2 separate regions of the Mus musculus genome follow, and region 2 is linked to region 1. The links are chromatin loops, found by intact Hi-C in ENCODE. Cell type or tissue: heart. All regions are shown on one strand. Each heading gives the region's core, and the rest is flanking DNA. Links, peaks and the distances in the headings are about the cores only.

Region 1 (10,101 bases), core at 3,641-6,140:
AGATCCTATTAAAATACAATTCTGTTGTGCAAAATCCTTGTTACTAAGGGTATTTATGTGGTCTTAGATTAATCAGTACTCCATCTTTTAGAGGGTATACCCATTTGGGCAGAATCCTAATTGACGAAATTTTGTTATGTGGAGTGTGTGTGTGTGTGTGTGTGTGTGTGTGTAACTGTGGTGTGTGCATCCATGCATCAGATTGTAGAGGCCAGAGAAAGATGTTGTGTGCTTTCCTGTACCTCTCTCCACCATACTGCCTTGAGATAAGGTCTCTCTCTGAACCAGAAGCTCATTGTTTGGGTTAGCCTGGCTGACCAATCAGCTCTCAGGATCCAGCTACCTCTGTTTTCAAGTGCTGAGGTTATAGGTCTGCACAGCTATGCCCATGGGCTGTGGGGCTTTAAAGTCAGGTCCTTATGCTTCAGAGCAAGTGCTCTTATGAACTGGACCATCTCCCTAGTCTAGTTCTATGAAGTGTGTGTGTGTTTGTTTATATGTGTGTATTTTTATGTGTGTATGGGTGTGGTTGTATATGGGTGTTTGTGTGTGTTTGTGTATGTGTGAGTTTGTATATGTGTTTCTGTGTGTTTGTGCGTGCATGTGTGGCTCACGTGTTGATGTCAGAAGACAATTTCAGGAGTCACTTCTCTGTGAGATGTGGGGGTTGAGCTCAGGCTTTCAGGCTCACTGCACAGATGCTCTTACTGACTATCTTGCTAGCCCATGGGCTCTCTGAATCTTGAAGATGTCTAGAAAAGAAATAATGGAAACTGTCTTATATAAAGTGTAATGCCTGCTCACAGTATCCAGCCAGTCGAACAGAGCAGAAGGCTTCAGTGACAGTGCCCTCTCTTCCTTTCCACTCTTATTTTTATTGAAGTCACTTATTAACCTTTTGCTTTCTTTTCTCTAAGGCAAACAAACTAGCCTTATGTCTTTAGCTTTCCTTCAGCAGAGGAATCTTCATTGACCCCGTTCTTATAAGCCTGCGGTTGTCCTGGAGACTGTTCATTTTCTGGCCCCTAGCATCCAACTTCTATGGGAGATCAGAAGGAAGCCCCAAGGACAAGTTTTACCTGTTCTCAAGACATTACAACAGGAAAAGATGCCCAAAAGTAGGCCAGGAAAATATGAGATAGAGCCCTCCAGGTCAAGATGACAATGTTCTGTTGTTCTGTTGTATCTTTTGCAGAGCTATGTGAGTGTGCCTGAGTGTGTGTGTGTGGTATGTGCGTGTGTGTGACTTCTTGAGGTGGACTCTGGAACAAGCCCTAGCAGCTGGCATGTGCATTCTGATGTCAGTTTTGCCAGACGCAGAGCTGTAGCTGTCAGGGGTCCAGCAGATTTCCCGATCAAGGGACCTGTCTGTGCCATCTGTGACTACTTCCCACTGTATAGCCACAATGGTCATTAGGAAGGTAGCCCCAGGACCATCACTTGGTCAGAAAATGATAAGCTGGAGTTACCCTGCTGGCCTTGGACTAGCTGTGCGAGGCACTAGTTCTTGCCCAGCTTGCTTGCAGCTTCCACCCACCCCATTTTCTTCTCTTCTGGCTCAGTTGCTTCCCTGTGGGCTTTTTTCTGTTTCTCAGTGAGATGGGGGATGCTAGAGAACAGACTCCGATAGGCTTATGTTCCTGGGATCAGCAGCCTCAGCAATGGGGACTTAGAATCTCAGGTGCCATTCCCAGACCTAGAGGAAACCAAGCATCTGGACCAGATCCTTGAGTGTGATTCCCACAGGCAGGAATGTTCCAGGGCCGTTCACAGAGTCCCAGGTGTCCAAACACTGCTACCACACCACCCTGCTATCACCAGAGCTCCTGGGCACTTGCCAAAGGCACACATTTCTGAGCATCAGCCTCCAGAGAGCCCAGCTGCGCCAGGCCTGTGGGTGGCCAGCAGTTTGTGGTTTCATTAGCTCTGGGGGTGATTTTGTGGGGTGTCATCAGAATCACCAGGCTAGACCATCTTCTGAGTATTCTCTACTCCAGGGATTCTGATATTTTTGCCCTTGACACTCTTGGGATGTTAGAAACCAAGGCAAGATGTTTGTTTGTTTGTTTATTTGTTTGTTTTACATGCAGAGGCTGAGGTTCTAGACTACTGTGTGCCTTTTCTCCCCACATCCCTCAGTAGGCCTTGATTTCTAGGTGCTGGCTGTTGAAGAGTCTGGTCTTTCCCCAGCATCTTACAGGCATCTGCCATGTGGCTCCCATGGCTCCCACACTGGGGAGCCAGCTGAATAAGTTTTGGTGGACTGGGGGTGACCAGATGTTAGGGTACTCAGAGTTGAGCTGCAGCATCTTGACTCTCGGGTGTTGCTTTTGAGCAAAATGTCAGTGTCTGCTGTATCTGGTCTTCCCAAATGCTCCTGTCATGTTAGTCATCTGTACCATATCTCCAGAAGCCCATGTGGATGCTAAGAAAGGATGCTCAACCAAGGCTCCAGTCCTGGGCCCTTGGTTGGCTATCTTGAGGTTGCAGGTCTTCAAAGTGGAGGGTGGACCTAGTGGGTGATGAAGCAGCTGGCCAGAGCTGTAGATCACCTGGGGGAGAAAGGGAGATAGGAGACTTCCAGGGCATCCTGCCAGGCCAGAAGTTAAGAAGTAGCAGGAGACTCCAAACCAGAACAAAGATTCCCTTAGAAGCCACTTCAGGGTTGGGCAGCTTCAGACTTCATCTCCCAAGCTTCTCTGAGCCCACTGCTTGAGGTCTGTCTGTGGGCCCTGTCTTTGAAAGGGGGGAAGGTAGGAGTTACTTCTTATGTTGGGGAAGAGCTTGGTTCCTGATATACTAGTCAGTTCATTTACCCGCCTTTCTCCCACATGAGGAGCTACACAGCCGCTGGAGAGTTTTACTTTTCTACTGCCAACTCTGTTTTCTACTGACAACTCTTTGACTCTGTTCCACTCCACCTAGAGGCTGGGGAGGAGGTGGCTGTGATCTGAGCCCTCTCTATGTTCCCAGGTAGAATTTAGGCACAATTTTATAAGTCAGGTGGAGGTGTCTACCAAACTGTATTGACCATAGAAACAAGCTCAAACACGACCTTGAACAAGAGTCCCCAAACCCAGCATGCGGCTTTTACAGAGCCACCCAGGACTCTTCACTTCTCTCATTCTCAGTGGGGAAACAAAACATCAGTCCTGCCAGCGTGGCGTGGAGTAGATCTGCAGGCTTCCAGCGACCTCACTCAGGCACTAGTTTGTCAAAAGTGGAACACTAGGCTTGTGATCCATGTCATACAACCACACTCTCATCAAGACTCCCATTTTCCTTTCTAGATGAGGAAGCCAACACGGAGAGAGGCCACTGACCAGCCAGCCAGTAGGAAACAGAACTCAGGCTGTCCTAAGTCACACACACACATTGTGAGATTTACCAGGCTTTCTACATCAGAGTCATGCAGGTGCTCCAAAGCACACGAGAGTCACACACTGCCTTGTGTCGAAATTGCTCAAGCTTTGGCGGCCAGAGAAGACAGTTTAGGAGTCCGGTGCTCAGGCTGTCGGGGGAATCTGGCTTCCTTTGTCCTGGGGTTGCTTTGGAGAGCCACGGAATCCTGATAGATTTATTTTCTTTGCTTTCATTTTGCCTTGATATACTGGTGATATTTATGACTCCAGCACCACCCACATCATTCATCTTGCCCTTGTTAGGTGTGTGTGTGTGAAATGCCTATGATTACGTCTGCCAATTGGCCCACTCATGCTGAAAATATTCGCCAAAACAAGACAATAGCACACAGCCACCTCGTACCCTGAAGGGACGTAAGGTGCTGTGTGGCACCTTCTGAACCCTGCACTCCCTGGAGCTGTAGCCTCTGCTCATGCCCTACCCAGTGTGGGTCTTCTGGGCCAATAATCACTGTAGTCTTCTAATCTTGTCCATAAATCACGGGCCTGGCTTCCAGGCCTTTGTGGACATTGTTACTGGATTCTAGCAGGGATTAAGTTCCTGCTCATGTGATAGAACCCAGCCAGCCTTTCCATCTGTCACCAGTCCTTTCCAGGGTTCTGGTTCTTTGCTGGTCACCTGGGACCCTCACTGCAGATAGTTAGGGAGCACTCGAAGGGTATAGATTATGGGATGACAAGATGTCAGCCTGGGCAGGTGATTTGGATTCTCTTGTCCCACCTGGACATGGAAGAAGCTGTGTCCTAGAGAGTGGACAGCATGTGTCTAAGTCACTTAGCCACATAACACAGCTTCTGTGTATGAATTGAAGCCAGAACCTCCTGACGCAGTGGGCACTCCTCAGGACCAGGGTTTGGAAAACATGTGCCTTCTTCCGTCGAGAGGATTGCTCACCCATAGTAGATGTGAGCTGTAAACTGTGCTAGATTTGGATCTTTGTCATTCTTTCTTCCTCTTTGGATCATTTCAACTTTCTCCCAGTGGGTCTGCAACTCAAGGGGCAGAACTTTCAAAGACCTACTTGGGATGACGGCAAGATCCATAAAGATGGGCTTTAAACCCCGCCCTTTTCAGACTGAAGGACCTTGGGGGAAGTTACTTAAGCCCTCAGGTCCTCAGTGTCCTTGTCAACAATGGAGATGGCACTAAGGCTCCCTTCATCCCCCTCGCTGAGCTGAGATAGAATAACAGAAACTTAAGTGCCTTGTGTTTATATTTGCTAAGTGCTTGCATGTGCCTGCCAGGGAGCTTTAGCGTAGTTTATATGGATTATTTATTTTAATCCCCATAGCAATTCTGTAAGCTGTGCAATCTCTTATTTTGCAGAAAGGCTGCAAAAGATGCTTCACTGAGCAAGTCCACCGAAACAAAGTGATTGTCTAGGGCAGCACAGCAAGAGAGTGGCACCTAACAGATGGCAGTCACCATCCTGGCCAACATGCTCCTTGGTAAAGGCTTGTCACAGTCCGTCATTTCCCTTTTATCTCTCTCAGATATGACCTCTCATTAGCAATCTGTTGGAAGATGGACACTTAGCACACAAAAGCTAAAATAGATAGTTATTCTGAGATGTTATGGGGTTGAACATGGCCATTTGGGGACCCTCCAGAGTTGTCCACTGAGAACATGCAGTACCCAAGTATAACCACTGGGTGGCAGTATGGACCAACAGTGACACTCCCAGAGGTTCAGTCCCTAGAAATTAAGGGAACTACTAGCCCTGGAGGGATGTTCCCTGGAGCCTTCAGGCAAATGGGAAGGGCAGCTGCTTCTTTAGATTCAATGGCTGTTTGTGGAGCTCCAGCTGCAGACCAGGGCCTACACTCAGAACCAGGAGATGTAAGGTTTGTTGCTGTCCCCAGACACTCTCTTCCATGTGGAAAGGCTCCATCCAAATGATGAGGAAGAAAGTAGGACATTATGCTAGACCTAGAAAAATAAAAATTGAATTTGCTATACTAAGCTCAAAAGAGACGCTAGGTGTTTGACCCTAGATCCTCGCACCTTCTCTAGCTGCTCTCTCCGAAGCAAAAGAGACTAAGAGGATTCAGCCTTTAGGAATGCTCTAATGACCATATCCCATCATTCACAGTTAGTCTCTCTCATCTGCCCCGGGAAGGTTCTTTCAACTTCACACCGCTGCCAGCATTGCTACATGCCTCCACACTGGCCTCTTCCCTTCTGACTCTAACCTCCTGTGTGTACATTTACCACATTATACAGAATGGTCAGTTTACACAAGTGCCTCACTGAACTGACTGAAATGTCACTGGGGGCAGGCAGAGTCCCTGTGCTCAGCACCTACAGCCTGTCAGGAAGCAGGGAATCCCCTGGGCACCCGCTCCATTTAACCGAGTTACTGGATGGAAAAAGGACACACATGTTTTTTTAGCAGTTGTTACCCACCTCAGGCCTGGCACAACCCTGTGCCCTGGCATTATAGATACAGGGATGATGGATACATAGATGCCACGACAGACAGACCTGAAGGTCTCAATGGCTTTACACACCCATAGGACTTAGATAGCTGTCTCCCATCTTGATACTACACCGTCTAGAATATACCTTTCTGAGGCTGCTTTCTGGCTGTCTCTGGCTGCTGTGAATAAACCCCACAGGTTGGTCAGTGGCTTATCAGACACTTATTTCTTATTGTTCTAGAGGCTGGGAGGTTGACGATCACGGTGCTAGCAGACTTGGCTCCTGGTGAGATCCCTCTTCCTAACATTCATACCCTCAATTGTAAGCTATATTACATCCCATTTTGAAGAAAACAGGGAAAGCACACTTACTGCACTGTGTGATTGAACGTTCTGCTCTCTCTCCTTCCTTCCCTTACAGACTTCCCACCCTCATGACCTCACCTGAACCTGACTGCTACCCAAAGGACTCACCACTCAGTGCTACCATGTGGGGTGAGTGTCAGGGCTTCAACGTGTGTGTGCACATGCACTTGTGTACATGCGTGTGCACCCATGTGTGTGCGTGCGTGTGCGTGTATGTGTGTAAAAGCTCACAACCATGTTGTCAGTATCAACTTCAACTTCTATGGAGTGGTTTTAGTCGAGCTGTACAAATCCAGAGGTGATTTGCTTACAGCTAAATCTCCCAAGCTGGCCTTGTTGGCCTTCCAACAACTAAGAAAGCACTGATTTGCCAGTCATTCAAGTGAGCCATCTCGAAAGGGGACCATGCAACCTCTGTTCAGCCTGGATTTAGTGTGTGTGAGTGTGCATGGAAGCCACGATGACCCTGAGTGCCCGGGGTTAGGTGTCATCCTACTTGTTTTCTGAGACAGGGTCTCTCTCTTTCTCTCATATGCAGATTTATATATGCACACATATAAAGAGGGCAGATACAAGTAGTAAAACTAGAAGTTAGACTACAAAAGGGTAAAAATAGGTTTTTTTTTTAAATTAAAAAATGTTTAATAAGGAAGGTGCTGATTACAAACCCCTGCCATTTGGCCACATTATTGTTTAATTCTAGCCGACAATTGCAGTCGAAAGACCTGTTAGTGTTCTGTATAGTGCTGTATGATGCTTGACACATACATGAAACATGCATGACACACACAGCACTGAGTTCAGCATTGTCAAGACTACTCAGTCTTGCTCTAAATATTTCATTTGGCTTAATTTGTGTAATTTACATGCACACTCAGTGACAGGAACACTGTCATTTCTCCATGTTTCTGGGGGAAGAGACTGAGAAACAGAGAGACTTAACAACCAGCCCTCTGTCATACAGACAGTAAGTAGAATGGCTTTTGTGTGTGTGTGTGTGTGTGTGTGACTATTGAGAAGGGTGTTGTTTCCCTAATTTCTTTCTTTCTTTCTTTTAATTAGGTATTTTCTTCATTTACATTTCCAGTGCTATCCCAAAAGTCCCCCATACCCCCCCTCCAATCCTCTACCCACCCACTCCCACTTCTTGGCCCTGGCGTTCCCCTGTACTGAGGCATAAAAAGTTTGCATGACCAATGGGCCTTTCCACTGATGGCCAACTAGGCCATCTTCTGATACCTATGCAGCTAGAGTCAGGAGCTCCAAGGGTACTGGTTAGTTCATATTGTTGTTCCACCCATAGGGTTGCAGATCCCTTTAGCTCCTTGGGTACTTTTTCTAGCTCCTCCATTGGGGGCCCTGTGATCCATCCAATAGCTGATTGTGAGCATCCACTTCTGTGTTTGCTAAAAATAGGTTTTAAGAGAACAGCTGAAGGCAGAAAAAAACCAGAAGAAGACACATAACACGAAAAGACAGTGAACTAGGAGACCTGTGACATGGACAAGACAGTGAACTAGGAGACATGAACATGGAAGAGACACTGAATGGGAGATGTGTGACATGGAAGAGATAGTGAACTAGGAGACATGTGATTCAGAAGAGACAATGAAGTACAGGCCACTGAGGAACGCTGGAAGCCCCCAGTTTGTTCTTCAAGGTATGGTTGAAGGGAATGTTTTTATTGCAGCTATGATGGAGCCTCCAGCCAGAGGCATCTGGAAGAGTCCAGAGCAAGTAAACAAAGTAGTAGACTGAGCAAGGCTAGCAGATTGGATTGGAGGGGTTTAGAGTGAGTGAGCAAGAGAGAGAGAGAGAGAGAGAGAGAGAGAGAGAGAGAGAGAGAGAGAGAGAGAGAGGAGTCAGAGTGTGTGCAGGGTTATGGAAATGAGAGGATGGGGGAGGGAATCTTGTGAGCTGGAGAAGTTTAGGGTAGGGGTCAGGAAGAGCCTGGATGCTAGCTCAGACTCTGTAATAGGTATTTGCAATGCTGAGAGAGCCCAGAGGCCAGCAGGAGTTTTGGTGTGCTAATAGGCACCACACATAGCCATTTGTCCTTCGGTCAGATAAAGAAGTGGCTCCTTTGGTAGAGGAAATTAGGGCACCAGAATTTGGGAGAGTGGAGTTTTCTTTGGACCTGGCATTTTCAGCCTTTTTGTTGATGATAAGGTTCAACGTAATCGCTTATGTAACTGCTTCTTAGGTGATATTAGGGTATGGCGAGGCAGGGTCTGTCTGTCAAATGGCCTGTGTCCTCATGCTTGGGAGGCAGGCAGTTTACTGAGTGGGTTGTCTTTCCCACCCTCCAGCCTAGAGTCTGCAACCTTTGTTGAGTACATCCCTATAACTTCCCCAGGCACTGAGACAGAACTGCCCAGCCAAACTGACCCTCGCTTTCTGACCCACGGAAATGATACAGGCTGATTATGATTGTTGTTCAGGGTTTTACAGTTTGGGGTGATTGGTTACACATAGTGACTTAACTAGTACAGGCAGGGACTTAGGTAGAATTACAGCTGCGCACCCTGGGAGAGCCACAGGGTCTGAGTGTTTGTGCTCCATGCTGCTTCCAGTCCTGCCCCTTTGGCAGCATCGACATTGGCTCCCCATTCCCCATGCCTGGTGTCCCAAGCACTTCCTGGCACCTGCCCCAGCACTGGGTAGGCACAGCAGCCAAGCAGCTCTGCTTGCTCTTAGCACTCTTTCTTGGCTCTCAGGCCCAGCTGGTTTGGGTCTGGACCATAAGGTCACAGATGACTTTCCTCCTCTCAGGAGCTTCTTCATGACGAGGATTTTTTTTTTTTTTTTTTTTTTTTTTTTTTTTGGCCAGGGAAGGACTGAGAGAGAGAGAGACTTTTCTGGCTGGGTGTTAAAGAAAAATGTCTTTTATTTTATTCAATTATTTTATTTTGTGCTTATGTGCAGAATGTTTTGCCTGTATGCATTTATGTGCTCCACATGCATTCCTGGTGTCTTTGGAGGCCATTAAGAGGGGAAGGGATTCCCCTGGGACTGGAGTCATAGATGATTGTGAACTGTGAGATGCCATGTGGGTGACTGGATTGAACCCAAGTCCTCTGGAAGAGTAGACAGTGCTCTTAACAGCTGAGCCACCTCGCTCCCCCACATCAGACTTCAAATCTTTTGAAAAATGTGTTGTTCTTACACTAATCTATGCAAAGAGACCTATTCAACCAGATAGTAAGAGTCTCAAGGGCAGAGATTGTATCTTTTCTATTAATCAATTCAATTAATTAACCATCCATCTATCTACTTGACTATTCTTTCTTTAAATTAGGTATTTTCTTTATTTACATTTCAAATGTTATCCCTTTCCTAGTTTCCCCTCCAAAAACCCCCTCTCCCCTACCCCTCCCTCTGCTCCTTAACACACCCACTCCCATTTTTTGGCCCTGGCATTCCCATATATTGGGGCATAGAAACTTCACAGGACCAAGGGCCTCTCTTCCCATTGATGACCAACTAGGCCATCCTCTGCTACATATACAGCTGGAGCCATGAGTCCCACCATGTGTTTTCTTTGGTTGATGGTTTAGTCCCCTGGGAGCTTTGGGTGTACTGGTTAGTTCATATTGTTGTTCTTCCTATGGGACTGCAAACCCCTTCAACTCCTTGGGTACTTTCTCTAGCTCCTTCATTATGGACCCTGTGCTCTGTTCAATGGTTGGCTGTGAGCATCCACTTCTGTATTTGTCAGGCACTTGCAGAGCCTCTCAGGAGACAGCTTTATCAGGCTCCTGTCAGCAAGCTCTTGTTGGCATCCAAAATAGCGTCTGGGTTTGGTGGTTGTTTATGGGATGGATCCCCAGGTGAGGAAGTCTCTGGATGGTCATTCCTTTAGTCTCTGCTCTGATTTTGTTCCCCCTTCTAA
Region 2 (10,101 bases), core at 4,300-6,799, 350 kb after region 1:
TTTCAATTAAACATTTTATCAAAACCAAAGTTATCTATTTTGAATGATTACAGCCAAAACCAGACAAACACTGTGCAGGTGGATGAGACAGCTCAGCAGGTGAACACACCTACTGTGGAGACTTGGTGACTCAAGTTTGACTCCCATGATTCCCATGTACAGAGGAGACCTGACTTCTGAGGTTGTCTTCTGATTGTCACACATGTACCATGGCTATGTGTACCCAGAGTAAATAAGAATGTAACTAAAAAACTCAAAACCAACAAAAACCAAACCGTATGCTTTGGCTGGAGAGAGCACACATACAGTAGATATGTGCTTGTCTTGCAAGTATGAGGACATAAGTTTGAGCCACAAAGACCTTGTCAAACGCTGGCTAGGTCGTTGGTACTTCTCACCCAGTACTGAGAGGCCGATACATGAGAGGCTCCAGGGGCTCTGGCTAGCCAGCCAGCCTAGCCAAACTGGCAAGCCCCAGACTAATGAAAGATCCTATTAACACACACACACACACACACACAGGATGGCTCCTGAGGAATGGCAATGTAAATATATGTGCACATGTGTACACACACTCACACACACTCTCACATATACAAACACACACATACACTTATGCAATGTGTTTAAAATTGTTCTGTAACTAGCTGACTAGGCAGCCAAACCTTTGTGGCACCATTACATAAATTTAAAATAGTTTATTTCTCTAATAAATATTTTCATCTGTACCATGCCACATTTCTCTAACATTCTAAAGAATGTGAAGTGCATCCCACTGGCTTCTAGTATTTTTAGTCAAAGTCTAGACAATTATGAATATCAGCCTCATACAAAATGTGAATTTTGCCCCCTTTCCTTAACGTGGGGCATGCCCAGAGCCTTCTGTCCCCTTAAGGTCTCAGTTGTGAGAAGCTGGAGGAGTCACTTTTCTGACAGAGTGGTTATGAGCAGTGGGGGTGGAGTCTGTGCTTGTTCTGGGTGGACTGATTATTCTGTCCACAGAAGAGGCAGATGTGTGTGTGTGTGTTTCATGATGTATTACCACAGTGCCCATTCATATTGGCATGGGGCAAACTAACCCTTGGGGGTTTTGTCTCCTTTGCTCTTGAAGCCACTTGGACGGGCTTATCACCTCTGCCCTTTCTGGGAGCACAGACACAGGAGAGCTTCTCTCTCCAGGAAAGAAAGGGAAGGGGTCTGGGCATGGTGTTCATTCGACTCTTAGCCCACTACACTATGGTCCTGTGATCTTGCAGGCCTTGGCTCAGCCTACAGAAGCTTTGTAATGACCAGTGTGTATGCCAGTGTGTTCTTCAAATGCAGTGTGGTCAGAACCCCGATTTAGTGGCATATAGTGAGTTTACAGGATAGCTCAGCACACAGCTGACGGAGGAAGCAATGCCAGGCTCTCTTTTCTGGAGGCACCACCATTCCCTGTGAACAGCTCCCTCAAGTCACTCTCTTTGAATTTAATCTAGGTAATGCACAAACAAAACAAACACCACAAAACAAAAACAAAATATACCAACTAATTTTCTTCTCTCTCCCTTAGACTGTCAACTTTAAAACTTTAACAGTAAACTTAAGCATTTAATATCCCCAACTGACCCCGCAGCTCCATGATGGAGTGCCTGCCCAGCTGAGAAAGGCAGTTCCTGAGGAAAATGAAACAGATAGGTCTGTGTGGCCCTGCGTGCTGCACTGAGGAGCATTTTGACAGATACCATGGAAGGCTCTTCTCGTCAACAGTGAAAATCCAGACAGTCACCTCACCCTTCGCCTCCTCCAGCAGCCACTTCTCCCTCCTTCTTTATTTGCAAGCATTAATTAGCAATGGAACCCACCCACATCAGAGGCTAACCCTGGGAAACCACCCCTGCAGCCATGAGTGCCTAGTGTTGGGACTAGAGCCTAGAACACTTTCTTTCTTTAGTAGGTCTTTCTTGAATGCACAAAAAGTGGTGTGTTCTTATTACTTGGCAGAACCTGGAACCCTTGCTGTGGACACTAGTGACAAACAATTCTACAGCAACAGAAAGTCCTCTTCAGCACCGTTTTGTATATACATTAATGTAAGGAAATCTATGTTTGGCATCAAGAAGGAAAATTAGCACATGGCTGGCAGGTGAAGGGAAACATTATCTTGGGGAAGTCACAGCATTTGGGGCACACATACCCTATTACACATATATTCTGAATGTCTGATAATAAAGAACATCATTGTTTTAGATGAATGGCTTCTACCAAATATTTTAGAAAGCAGTAACAATATCCTCACTTAACATGCGTTGGCAAGCACAACAGGCAAGGACAGCTCTAGTCATATCACCGAGTGGGTCTATTAATGGAATTTCCTGCTGTGGTGACACCACAATACTTACGATTATTAAAATATATCCATAGCACAACTATGTAAAAAAATTACTTAGGAAAGTCACTTTATAATAAAAATACAGGTCAACCATAATACACAAATCATGAAATTGAGATTGTAATGGATAATTTCTTTCGATAATGTTTTAATCATGAAGCAATACATAAAAATAAACAGGATCCCCTGATATATTAGTTCTGGAGGACTGACACATATAGTTTCTTTAAAATGCAAAATATAGCAAAATATATGACTAAAAACATGAAGTAGATGTCATAGACCAGCATTGTTATTAGTCACACAGCTTAGAAAATGAAATTACTCTTAGTATGGCGTAGTTTGTGGCTGAAATAGTACTTTTAGTTTCCTAGCTATTAACAGATAATGTGAATTCAATTAAAATTCCAAGAGGAGCATAGGGCAAAGGTGTTACATACCTTTAATCCCAGCACTCAGGGAGGCAGAAGTGGCCTGTGAGTTCCAGGCCAGCCTTGTCTACAAAGTGAGTTCTAGGTCAGCCAAGGCTACACAGAGAAACCCTGTCTTGAAAAAACAAAAACAAAGCAAACAAATACTCATAGCCCCCTCTCCCCCCAAAAAAACCCCAAACCAAAAAACAACAACAAAAACCAAAAAAAAAAAAAAAAAAAAAAAACAAACCAAAAACAAAACCAAAAACAAAACAAAACAAAACCCCAAAAACAAAACCACTCCCCAGGAATGGATAGGAGGGTTCTTACAAAAATGTTAAGTACATGGAATATATGCCTAGTTAGTATAACAAGTCTTGGGAAGATCAAAGACAAACCCCCCAACTCCAGGAGAGAGCGTCTCCCCTCGCTCCTTCATTAACATTGTCTAACATATGGCTTAGGGAGCTGGCCCGGTAGGCACCTGCTTGCCATGCAAGCATGAGGACCTGAGCTCAGATTCTCATCACTCATGTAAAAGTTGGGTGATCTAATTCCAGTGCTGGGTGAGGGACACAGCATACTGACAGGCTGATCCCTTGAGCTAGTCTAGTCACATTAGTGAGTCCAGGTTCAGGGAGAGACCCTGCATTAAAAAGAAAGTATGATGGAGGGAAAACATCCAGGAGGGTATAAAATGAGACCAAGGGAACATTACTGTCTTAGGGTCCTATGATCGAGGTATCAACTTCCAAAGGTAACCATCCAAGACTCTAGTCTACGGAGAGGACTATAGTGTCTGTGCACTGAGCCATCCTGTTTGTCATTACTTGTAATAAGCACTCAGCAAACCTCATGCTTGGACCATTATGGTAAACGAATGGGCTGCAAGGACTTTTACAGTGTTTCAATGGAAAAGGTGTGAGTGGGGTAGGGCTTAAACATTCTGGTTTCACTTGGTAGAGCACAAAGCACGAGGGAGTCTGCCTCTAGTATTACCTTTAAAATGAGTACCTCCCCAAATGTCCCCAGAGTCTGTCAGTGCCAGGGCAGTACCAAGCTGACATACCTGGGAGGCCAGGCTCCAGCCAGACACCTGCTTTCTGAGTGGCTTCACAACTACTGTGACAACACAAGCGAGCCCCAGCTGGGGCTCTTCAGAGTGCATCGAATCTCACTTTGCATCTACACACTGCCCTGCCAGGAGACTGTGGTCGTGAGTGGAAACTTGGGGATCAGAATGTGAGCTCTGGTTTGAATAATACACATTAATATGAAGTAGTTTTACTAGTAAATCTTTACATTTTATTTTACAGGATGAAATTTCAGCTTACTCTTTAAAAAGTCCATTTTAATAAGGATTAAGGGGAAATGCATCTGTAATTAGGAAGCAAATGAGAGCCATGCTGTTGGGTTATCTCTGCTGGAATAATAATAACGCAGCTATGCAATACAGAAGTCAACGTGCTCCTGAGGAACTTTCCATGTACAAGTGGCTGGAATATTTTGTTGTTTAAGGAATCGTCTACGCACTGTTTTGTATTCTCAGATAACACTATGTGATCCCCAGTCCCGAGTGATACAGCAGACCAAGCCCTACGTGCCTAACACCTGGAATGAACAGAAGCAGTGAGCAAGAATAGTGTAAAAAAGATGTTCCTTGCCTTTTTTATTTCAGAAGAGGTACAAAACCAAAATAGACAAAATTAAATTTGCTAAGAAACTATTGTTAAACAGAATCATATTCCTTAAAGCCGGTTCACACACACTGCCCTCTCTGGCTATCAGTGTTCTCTTTCAGTTCCACTGGCCCATTTTCTATTAGGGACATTCACACGAGAAAACTTTATCAGCTCCTTCTCTTTTGCCAGAGTGTGTCATGTGTGAGAGGCCCCGAGGCCCACCATCATCAAGCACAGTCTCTGTATCCTCAGCACCTCACTGAAGCCCAGCTGCAGTGCTGACAGGCATGGCTCTGGCTATTGCTTTCTTCCTGCAGATGTGTTAACTGCCTCATTTCATCATCCTCACTACAAAGCCTGCTGCCAGACTGTCCTCTTTCTCACAGTCCACAATGGCTGTCATGTCAGCAGCTGCACCAGGCTATGCTGCTCAAAAAAGGAAGCACTCTTAAATATGAAGGCATCTGTGGGTTTTGTTAACTACCTTCCAATTTTTCAGTCACCCCAAACTGTTTTTCACTGATCTTTTTGCATTCTAAATTATAACAATACCAAACAGGGCACGTGACTCTGCCAGGATGATGGCAGTGGATTTTTCTCTTTCCCTGGGAAATCTCTGCTCTGATCATTCAAATGAGACACTGTTTAGTGGCTCCTAAAGGAGTGGGCTTCTTAGCTAGCTTAGAGCAGAGTGAATAACCTGCTACTATTTTTCGAAAGGCTTTTAAGTCTCATTAAGAAAGTTACTACTGGAAGCCAGTAGAAAGAAGTAAAATTAAACACTCCAACATTACCTGAATTGTATGGAGTGAGTTCTGAGTGAGCAATCCTCAACAGGGTGGAGGTGAGGTCAAACACAGGAGGTGCACACATTTGTGAAGGATGGATACCTCCAGCTGATCGCTGGCTCTTGAGTAGTTAGGAAGACGGGTCCCTTTCAGATTAATGGTTTGTGGAACCGAAGAACATGAAGCCACTGTGCTCCACAGACATGAGCAATTGTTTACTGAAGCCCCCCTCACAACGACAAGGTTTCACTCGGCCTCCATGAGAACATTATGTCTTTGGCTAGCCAGCACCCTCTGCTGCCCATAGTTGGTGCTGCACATCTTCCACCTTTAAGAGAGAAGACCTGCTTTTCTATTTTTAAATTTCACCTTTTTTTTTTTTTTAATTTAGCATTATGTGTTTTGAAACTCTTGTCTAGACCAGAAAGGAATCACCAATAGCATTGATGGGCTGTGTGTAAGGCAGTAAACTATGTATGGATAAGTTTGGCAACTAGGGACTAATAAGCTGTTTCAAGGCTTCAGTGAGAAAGTATCCCTCAGAACGTGTTGGACACTCCCTGGGGAGCCGAGTGAGTGAAAAGACCTGGACGGCATTCGGCTATTTAATGTTTTCAGGCTAGCTCTACAGGAGATATTCTTTTATATGGATTCATGTTACTATGGATATGTCTATACAATGCAGTAGTTACATGAATCAACTGCTTGCCTCCAGCAGACACTGTAATCTTACCTAAGGCAACAGTTTTGTGAAACAGTAAAATACTATAACTTTTGAAAGTTTACAGTTTTAGAAACACCAGAGTTTATTTGAACATTCAGGAGGCTGGAGAGATGGCTCAGCAACCGACACTGGCCGCTCTTCCAGGGTCCCTAGGTTCCATTTCTAGCACCCATAGGACAGATTACAACCCCTGCAACTCCAGTTCCAGAGGATCCCACATCCTCTTGTGGCCTTGATGGGCACTGCACACATATGATTTACACACAGACATGCAGGCAGAACAAGTATTTTATACATAAAATAATCTTTAAAAATGTTAACTTCTCAAGACATGTAGTTATTGAAAGGTAGCCAGAATCTGAACATAGTTAAGGTTAATAACAAAGATACACGGTTTCCACCATAGCGAATGTTTCCATTAGAGGGTTTCACAAAGGCTGTAAATTAGATTCAGTTGTTTTTTTGTTTTTTGTTTTTTTTTTCTTCAGAATGTCAATGGCTCTTAAGTCTAAACAAAATGAATCAATCCATGGCTTCTTCACATCCTAGTGTTTACTCACAGAACCACACAGCGAGGAGATGACAAGTTTATAAATACTTATTTTACAGATACTATTAATGAAGATTAGAATGATTAAGTAACTTCCAGAGATAATTCAATATCCTCAAATGTTTGATTAGATTGGGTCTGCCATCATGAGGGGAGGCAGCAGGGCTTTACTGCATAGCCTGGCATGCTCTTGAACTCAGCAATCCTCCTGTCTGAACCTCTGACTGCAGGAATTACAGGCATGAGTCCGCGTGCCTTTATGCTCTCTATGCTCTGCTCTACAAAGTAAGAGTGACTTTTTTTTTTTTTAAATAAATGCACAGAATTTTACGCTAGAAAATTCAGTTTCACTTTATTTTTGCCTTAACTACAATAAATAATTTAAAATTAATCACTATTGCTAAACTAGCAAAAACACACATAAGGATATAATAAAATCAGAATGTGAAAATTTACAGAAAACAGAGTAAGAACAAGTACATATTATAAAATCCACATTGAGTTGGCAAAATGGCCTAAACATTATAAGATTAAATCAATGACCACACAAAGCACTTAGCATTTTTATAATTCTTTAATTTTGTAAAGTGCTTTCAAAAGTTTATTATTTTTTTATAATTCCTAGGAGAGCACAGGGTGACATAATAGCCTTTTAAAAGACTGAACAAGAATGTTTCTAAAAGGACCATGAAAATAAGCCATTGCCTGGAATAAAGGAAGATATCTCGTAATTCAAATAGCAACACAAAGCTCCAAATTCCTTTTAAATATGAAGCAGTGTCACTTCCCACTGTGTCCCAGCCACATGCCTCACTGGCGTTAGCAGACGACTGCAACCTCCCTGCTTACCTGACAACTGCCTTGGTGTGCTATTCTTCAAAAACTGAAGTACATTTTTTTTCTTGTGTACCATCTAGCTCTCTATTTTATCCTTTACATCAGCAAGAAATACTTTTAGTACCTCACATTTAAAATAAACATATCAAGAAAACGGGGACTGAAGAGCTAGCTGTCTTGGGGGTCGAGAGCTGGCTGAGCTTCCAGAGGACTTGGGTCTATTTTCCAGCAACCCGTGGTTGCTCACAACTGTAGCTAAATCCTGTTCCAGGGGATCCCATGACCTCTTCTGGCTTCTATAGGCACTGAACATAAGTGGTGCATAGATACACATGCAAGCAAAAAAATTGTACATTTAAAATAATAAAATAATTTTTAAAATTTTAAGAAAAACAACTATAGGGCTGGGCGTGAGTGATGGACACCTGGAATTCTGCCCCAGGAGACTGAGATGGGAGTGTACATTCTCTCAGTCTGCATCACAATCAATCAATCAATCAATCAATCAATCCAGCAACCAGTCAATCAAATCAATCTGCCTTCAATCCCACCCACAATTTCAACTGCCACAACGCTGTATTTTATGGTAAGGTCTTTTCTCCAAGCCTCTACCATATTTAAAGGTTACAATGCATGTCATGCTATGTACTGATGGATCCCAATGTGGGCCTCTCGTCTCTCTTCCACCCTCCTGCTCAAGGCCTCTTAAACTCAAGCAGGCTGTTTCCACACACTACTAGCTAGCTTCCCTCCTCCTGTGCTTCCCTCCAATGTATTTTCTAACAGAAGTTAGCTACAATTAAAAAAAAAATCACATGAGCCATATCATGGCCCCTAAAGCTCGTTAGCTAGCTCTTCACTGCATGTAAAACCCTGGCATGGCTATGCACAAATGAAGGCAGCTTTGGTTATATGACTCTTGCCAACATGTGGGTCTTCTTATCGTCATGGTCTCACTTTTAGTTCTTTGTATTCAGCAAAGCTCCCTCTCCACTGAGCTATCAGTTAAATGTTCCAAAACTTAAGAAGTTAGAATCAATGATCACATTCTTTTCCTTGATGAAAATGTACCTGCACTTTTCCTACCTTGGCTCCAAGTTGTTTTAACACTGTTCCCTTTGAAGTTCTACTCATTTTTTGGACTGAAATTAAGTGGACGCCATCAAGTCTTCTTGGTCAAGTGGTCTCTATAAACGGAGTGAGTTACTTTTCCTCTATGCACCTAAAGGCCTACGGCTGTGTTACAGTGTGCTGTTGTACCTGCTACCCCAGGACTGTACAATGTGAGATCCAAGCACAAGGCTGCCCTTGACCTTCAGATTTCAGCATTTAGTATTTAACAACTTTTTGGTCAAATAAATAAGAATTCAGAAAAAAGCACAACTCGTTTGAGTATTGCAAACCTCTAAAATTGTTTATTTAATCTATAATGAATTTTCATTTGAATGTCTTTGTCTTTTGTACTGGGATTAGACATACTTCTTTAAGCCCCCTACAAAGTGCTCTACACTGAGTTGGGTCAGCAGCATGCTTTTCAGTTCTTACACTTGAGACAGGGTCTCACTAAATTGTCTAGGCTGGTTTTGAACTCACTTTATAATTCTGATGGGCCTTGATTTGTAATTCCTCTACCTTAGTCTCTGGAGCAGCTAGAATCACATCCCCACATCTCCAGGCCTGGTTTCTGATTCTTTTCTGAGGTAAAATTTTTGTCTCCCTCAGACACTGAAAAGCTTTAATTCTTAAAGAGCCCACATTTTATTCTTGTGTTAATACATACATATATATAAATTGTGAGTGAAGATATCCTTCAAAGCCAGAACAGGGCAGCAGACGGCCAGAGCTGTGGTTACAGGTGGCTGTGAGCTGCACAATGAGTGCTCAGAACCAAACTAGGGTCCTCTGCAAAGGCAGTAGTTTCTATTAACTGCTGGGCCATCTCTCCAGCCTTCCTTCCTTCCTTCCTTCCTTCCTTCATTCATTCATTCATTCATATTAAGAACTGACTATCTTTTATCTATCTACTGATCTATGTATCTATCTATCAGAGTTGACTATCCAGGGAAAAACAGGAGTTACTATTCCAGTAAGAGTAGATACTAACTGGTGTGACACTCATCCACAATCTGTTAATTTATTAGTTACATTTCCTTAAAAAATATTCTTTTTACCTATTTATTAGCACTGATCACCATTATCATGCATTTAAAGATATTAAAAGGCAATACTATATTAATCATTAAAGATCTTACTGCGGAGTTCTCTAAAATCTAAGTACTTTGAATGAGAAATGCCTTACACAAGCCTTATTAGGAACCACTACTCATATGGTTGATACCTTAATGCTGGATAGAAAGCAGAAACGTTGAAGGCCCTCAGGTTCATGTGCCCAGGAGATCTGTGGCTAAAAAGTTTGTATGACCTTGATCAGAAGCATCAATAACTAAATACAGAACAGAGAACCCATTTATAAGAAAGTGGGCAGAGGCATTAGTGGGAGCTGTGCCCTATTTTATCCTCAACCCCACCCTCACCCCAGTTCTTAAACACAATGCCAGCAACTTAAAGGTCCAATACAACAGATATTCACCAGACTGCTGAGAATTTTGTTAAAGAATTTTGCTCTTTAGAGACAGAGTCTCAGAAAGGCCAGGCTATTGTATAACCTCGAAGTCCTGATTGTCCCACTCCCACCTCCCACATGCTGAGATTATAGCCATGCACCTTGCTTTATTG

The links. Peaks named below come from ENCODE experiments on the same cell type or tissue, not always from the same donor. Only the 100,000 strongest peaks of a DNase experiment are listed, where the experiment ranks them.
Region 2: a loop joins it to region 1, with 8 times the contacts of the local background. A loop is called at or near these places in 39 of 42 quality-filtered maps.

Annotation. Positions count from the first base shown.
Region 1 is chr15:34,536,077-34,546,177 of GRCm38, forward strand. No RefSeq gene overlaps it. Among named protein-coding and RNA genes, the nearest start is that of Gm22208, 9.4 kb to the left of the region's middle. In heart, for the core only: a CTCF peak has its summit at 5,075 (motif pointing right); no DNase peak of the experiment used is centred there; H3K27me3 peaks cover 434 bases.
Region 2 is chr15:34,886,056-34,896,156 of GRCm38, forward strand. All of the region lies in intron 10 of Stk3 (serine/threonine kinase 3), which reads right to left. Among named protein-coding and RNA genes, the nearest start is that of Gm52204, 19 kb to the right of the region's middle. In heart, for the core only: a CTCF peak has its summit at 5,558 (motif pointing left); a DNase peak (open chromatin) is centred at 4,756.